Regions from separate parts of the Homo sapiens genome. Here region 1 is linked to region 2. Evidence: chromatin contacts called from ENCODE Hi-C or POLR2A ChIA-PET data. All regions are on one chromosome and are shown on one strand. The core of a region is the stretch at or near the end of the contact, and the rest is flanking DNA. Distances in the headings are between cores, read along the strand shown. Region 1 overlaps TCF12 (transcription factor 12). Region 2 overlaps TCF12 (transcription factor 12).

Region 1 (2,825 bases), core at 197-2,696, 41 kb before region 2:
TTACGTGAACAGTGTTTTGTTCATTCCTGTGGAGCTAGTATTAAAGTTCCAAATTTAAGAGATATTCTATGAGTTTGGGGAATGTCATGTAAAAAACACTGTTACCGGCCGGGCACCGTGGCTCACGCCTGTAATCCTAGCACTTTGGGAGGCCGAGGCGGGCAGATCACAAGGTCAGGAGATCGAGACCATCCTGGCTAATACGGAGAAACCCCGTCTCTACTAAAAATACAAAAAATTAGCCAGGTGTGGTGGCGGGCGCCTGTAGTCCCAGCTACTCAGGAGGCTGAGGCAGGAGAATAGCTTGAACCTAGAAGGTGGAGGTTGCAGTGAGCCGAGATTGTGCCACTGCACTCCAGCCTGGGTGACAGAGCAAGACTCCATCTCAAAAAAACAAAAAAAAAACACTGTTACCATCTCTCCAGTATCATTAGACACCAGTGAGCTATCTTCCAAGCATTTTCTCTGCAACCAACACTGTAGAATAGCAGCAAGTATTCCTCTGAGACTCAATCCAAGAAAAAGATGACCATTAACCTACAAAATCCACTAATATATGGAACTGCATATAATTTTATGAAAAGTTGTATTTTAAAAAATCACTTTTATTGAACATATAATGGTAAGTGATTTCGATGAATCTTGTCCTGATGAAAATAATCAAACCATAACTTAGTCTTTTTATGACTTCATATTTTCTTATATCAAATGACTAATAAATATGAGGCTTATGTGTATTTTAATTTTTATCTCATTTAGAGGCAGCGTTCATGTTCTGTCATCCAGGCTGCAGTACAGTGGCATGATGATAGCTCACTGCAACCACAAAATCCTGGGCTCAAGTGATCCTCCTGCCTCAGCTTCCTCAGTGCTAGGACTATAGGAACATGCCACAATGCTCAGCTAATCATTAATTTTTTTTTTTATTTTGTAGAGACAGAGTCTTACACTATGTTGCCTAGGTTGGTCTTGAACTCCTGGCCTCCAGCGATTCTCCCTCCATGGCCTCCTAAAGTGCTGGGATCACAGGTGTGAACCACTATGCCCAGCTTTGCATGTATTTTAAATACATTTGTAAAAACAGAGAGAGAGGAAAGATGGGTGCCAGTTACAGAGAACATCTCAAGCAAAATTCAAGAGACACACAAAATTATGTGAAACTACATATTCAATTTTCATCAAGTGACTCTACTTCTATAAAATAAAGAAAAAGCAAAGACTAATGAAATAAAATGGTAATTAATTGGGTGATGGCATCACCAGCTAAAGAGTAGTACATACCACTGATACTGGAAATGACAAGGGGCTCAAAGAATGCTATAGAATAACAAGAATCTGGCTAGGTTTTAAACTCAAGCTCTGTAGTTTTATTGTTAACATATCCAGACTCTGAGTAAAAGGTCGTGGCTGGCACTGACAAAGGCAAGAGTCATCTTTTAGAATCAATGACTCCTTTCTGCTAAAGACAATGGCTGTACAAACACAGAAATATGACAGGAATAATAAACTTTCCAAAGCTTCAGCCGTAAGACCAAGGTAAGCAGAAAAAGGAAATTACACACAGAAGATAAAACTTAACACAGATATTATACAAATTGACCAAAATCTGAAAAAAATACCTATTGACAAGAAAATACACCACAGTTGCAATACAGTGATGAGAAGTAACATTTTTCCTGTTATTTCTGAATTATCATTCCCATATTATTTTCATCATTCCCATTTCTAGTATATGCATGCGAATTCAACAATTTCAGAGAAGTTAGTTCCTTGACTCATAAACCAAAATGGCAGATGTAAGAGAAAGTTCAGCAATAATTAATGATAGAAACACTTTTGAGCCTTATTTGACTTTCTAATAAATTTTTTCCATTTCTATTCAACAGGATTAAAAGGGGTGATCAATAACAGAAAGACGTAAATTATTTTTTTCCTTGTTAACCTTTTATATAGATAATCTCTTAGTACCTGGTTTTCTGAATGGAATCAATTAAGTCAAATGTAATATATTCTGATTCTATGAGCTCCATTTTTAAAAGCATGCTGTTTTAACTTAGTATTTTCCAGTAAGGAACATTAAATTCTAGACCTCGTATCTAAAAACAACAGTTTGTGAACTTAACAAAAGCAATCCGCCTCTTTCTTTTGTGAAAACATTTAACAAGAAAAGTAACTAAGAGCAATCATAAATTACTATATATACAGGCAGTTCCCTAAAAGGCTGATACCTTAAAGAAGGAATAGAAAGGTAAAATTCAAGTTTTTAAGGTTTCAGAGTATAAGACTCTTAGAGGAACAGGTAAACTTCTTGCCCAAGTCCAACATCTGCCATTACTCCCTTTTCTAGGAAGAACACAGATTTAGACTACCTTCTTATGCTCTACTCCCATCTTAGTATTTGAATAACAGTATTTTCTTTCTAGTGTCAATCAAAAACTATCCCACAGCCTCTCTCCTACTTCTTCCCTTTCATCAAGCCACCAGAGTCCTATGGGCATCTCTAGGTTTTGATCCACTAGCAAAAACTGGAAACTGGAATTTTTTTTTTTTTTTTTTTTGGTGGGAGGAGATGCTTTTCTATGCCCTAAGCACCTATTGTGTTTCCCTCCACCCTCCCCCCAGCCCCCCACCACATATGAGCCCTGTAAACAAATTATTGTTAACACTGCAGAGTTTGAGTAAGTAAACCATCATTAAAGAATTGGTGAGACTTAGGCAAGACCTGCCTGAAAGTAAAAGGGAAGAATTAGGAACAAACCTGCTGACATGAACACCAGTTCCTTCTCTGCCCATTTGCCACTACCAGACCTATCACTAAAGACTCC
Region 2 (2,700 bases), core at 44-2,543:
ATGATATAGTTCCCCTTGGTTTTGAAGCTCTTCACAAAAATAATCCATACCCCCTCAGTTTCTTATGCACACCTACTCATGCTCTTCCATGAAGTCTTCCCTGATTAACTAAAAGAAAGCTTAGCATTGTTACACCTACACATAGTCCCAAAATGCTTCCACATATGCCACCTGAAATAACATGCTTACCTAACTGCCCATATAAAAAAATAAACCAATTAAACAATATATGTTTATTTCGTTGAACACATTTCCCAAGCGACCTTATCCATCTATTTAGTAGATGGTTATATTAGCTTTGAGTAAGACATAATGGTTCTCTACATTGCTTGTCTACCTTCGATGGCTTGAACACTTGGAAAATTTAATGTTTGAAGCAAAATATAATACACAGAAATTAGGCAACAGGTTAAATAACAATAGGTGTCCCTCTCACTACTTCCACACTTTTTCCAAATGAAAATAAAGTACCCTTTTAAAAGGGTTAACCTACTAACACATGCAAAACATTGCCATGCAAAATACTGTTTCTCCACTTCTATACTTTAAGAAATAGAAACACAGGGATTACACTGTACTGAACGCTCTGCAAGAAGACCTCAAGATGAGCTCAGTACATTTGCTTCTGTTCCTATCCCAATTATTAGCAGGTTCACCACTCATCCCCTAACCACATCTGTTAAGACTATGCTACGTAAATAAGGCACACATGTCCTAGATTTTCTGGTGTAATTCCTATCTTACATACTCTTCCTTTTCATGAGGTTGTCATATGTACAATTAAACATGACTGGGTTTTTATAAATGTGAAATCGCCTTTGCAAAGATTATGACAGTGAGAGAGAAGTCTAGTATGGCTGACCCCACCTTGCTTCTAGCCTCACAGGATGGCTGTTCTAACTCATTCCTGGATATAGGCCAAGTTAACCATGGGAGAAATGCAGTTTATAGTTTAACTTGGAAGCAAGGATGATAACAGTCCCCCCCTAAAACTAATCCCCCTCCTTGCTCAGGGAATGAAAATTAATGAAAGGTCACAAGGTTAGAATTACAGGAGGGGCATGAATTCTAATAAAATGTAGGCATAGTTTCTATAGTCTTTTGCTTCTAGGGAGTCATGTGGCCAGAGGTCACAAGATTTGTGACATCCCCAATTGCTCCTATAGATAACATCACTATTGAGAACCTAAGGCTGGTCTTTTGAGATGTTTTTCAAAATTTTTCATTCTGACAACAGACTGACTCCACTGGGACCCGTGACTCATGACTCAAACCGGTCCTGTGGCCTCCACCCAGAGGTGGGTGGACTCAGCACATGAAGACCGTTTTTCCGTACCCCTATAATTTCATCCTCAACCAATCAGCAACAGGATAATTCCCTATCCTCCTGGCCACCATATTACCCATTAAAAACCTTAGCCTCCCTCTGAGTTCCCAGGGAGGCTGATTTGAGTAATAATAAACTCTTGTCCTTCTGTTTGGCCAGCCCTGCATTAAACTCTTTCTTTACTGCAATAACACTGTCTCAGTGAATTGGGTTTATCTGTGCAGTGGGTAAGAAGAGCCCATCAGGAGATTACAAGTATGTGAGACTTTGAGAATAAAAGAAGTTTAATTCCTATGTCTAACCAAAGGAATTAAATAATACTAATCTGTTCAAAACACATGGTCACTACATTGATAGTAAAAGGCAACGAGTAAAATACTTCTGAAATACCTTCAATATTGTCTGCTAACAAGTTGCACTTTAGCCAGTGCTGGCTACCAAAGTATTAGAACTTTGCCTACTTTCTTGTTAGGTTGATTCCTAAAAACTCTTTTCTACCAAGGTATCAACTCCTCTCATTCTTAACAGCTACCAAATTCCAAAAACAGTTTGGCTTGACTTTCTTACCAGATTTATTCAATTTAAAGTCAATTTAATTGTCTCGTAAGCCTTAGTCAGTCCAGGCCTTTCACCCCATTCTAGATTTTTATCAACACATCTCAGCACAGAATCAGAGGGTCTTCCTTACTCTAAAAAGAACCAGTAGTTAGCGTGGCTCATCAACATCCAAAGCAATAACTTTTGTTATTATTGTTTCAATCTCTCTCTTTTGTTTTTGTTTTACTTTGAGAAAAGAACTTTTATCTGAGGAATATGAGCCCTTTCAAATTATCAGGCCCCGGCTAGGGCACAGTGGCTCATGCCTGTAATCCTAGCCCTTTGGGAGGCCAAGGCAGGTGGAGTGCTTGAGCTCAGGAGTTCAAGACCAGCCTGGGCAACATGGCAAAAAATACAAGATGGGCATGCTGGCACGTGCATGTAGTCCCAGCTACTCAGGAGACTGAGGTGAGAGGCTGGCTTGACCCCGAGAAGCACATGTTGCGGTGAGCCGAGATCTTGCCACTGCACTCCAGCCTGGGCGATAGAGCTAGGCCCCATCTCAAAAAAATAAAAATAAAAATAAATAAATAAATCCGGCCCAGAGAGGCATTAAAATGAGACAGCAATTACATCCTACTTCCTGCCTCTTGAGCTATGCAGTCATCTGTTGAAACTGCTTGCTATTGCAACAAGTAGCTATAAATTAACCTAATGCCACACACATAGCTTAACAATGTATAGCCAATCACTAATCAATGTTATTTCTGTAAACTAACAAAAATTCCTAACAACTTTGTATCAGTCCACCTGTTTTGCCTCTAAAAATTCACCTG

The links. Hi-C counts contacts between places; a loop is a spot of excess contacts on that map. ChIA-PET counts read pairs that join two places held with the same protein, here RNA polymerase II (POLR2A). Pooled maps may share reads with other maps.
Region 1: a loop to region 2 is called in a map of Calu3, with 2.5 times the contacts of the local background. The contact joins two enhancer-like sites. A Hi-C loop is called at or near these places in 2 of 168 maps with a recorded cell type or tissue (CD4-positive, alpha-beta T cell and Calu3) and 2 of 50 pooled maps. POLR2A ChIA-PET finds 5 or more read pairs at or near these places in 3 of 52 experiments (PC-3, Panc1 and T-cell).

The regions. Positions count from the first base shown.
Region 1 is chr15:57,059,537-57,062,361 of GRCh38, reverse strand. The region is part of intron 3 of TCF12 (transcription factor 12); the gene reads right to left. Among named protein-coding and RNA genes, the nearest start is that of TCF12, 140 kb to the right of the region's middle. Within about 2 kb of position 1,446, at least 3 of the 41 ENCODE cell types and tissues checked have a DNase peak (open chromatin) inside an H3K27ac peak, as active enhancers do.
Region 2 is chr15:57,018,209-57,020,908 of GRCh38, reverse strand. All of the region lies in intron 3 of TCF12 (transcription factor 12), which reads right to left. Among named protein-coding and RNA genes, the nearest start is that of TCF12, 100 kb to the right of the region's middle. Within about 2 kb of position 1,293, at least 3 of the 41 ENCODE cell types and tissues checked have a DNase peak (open chromatin) inside an H3K27ac peak, as active enhancers do.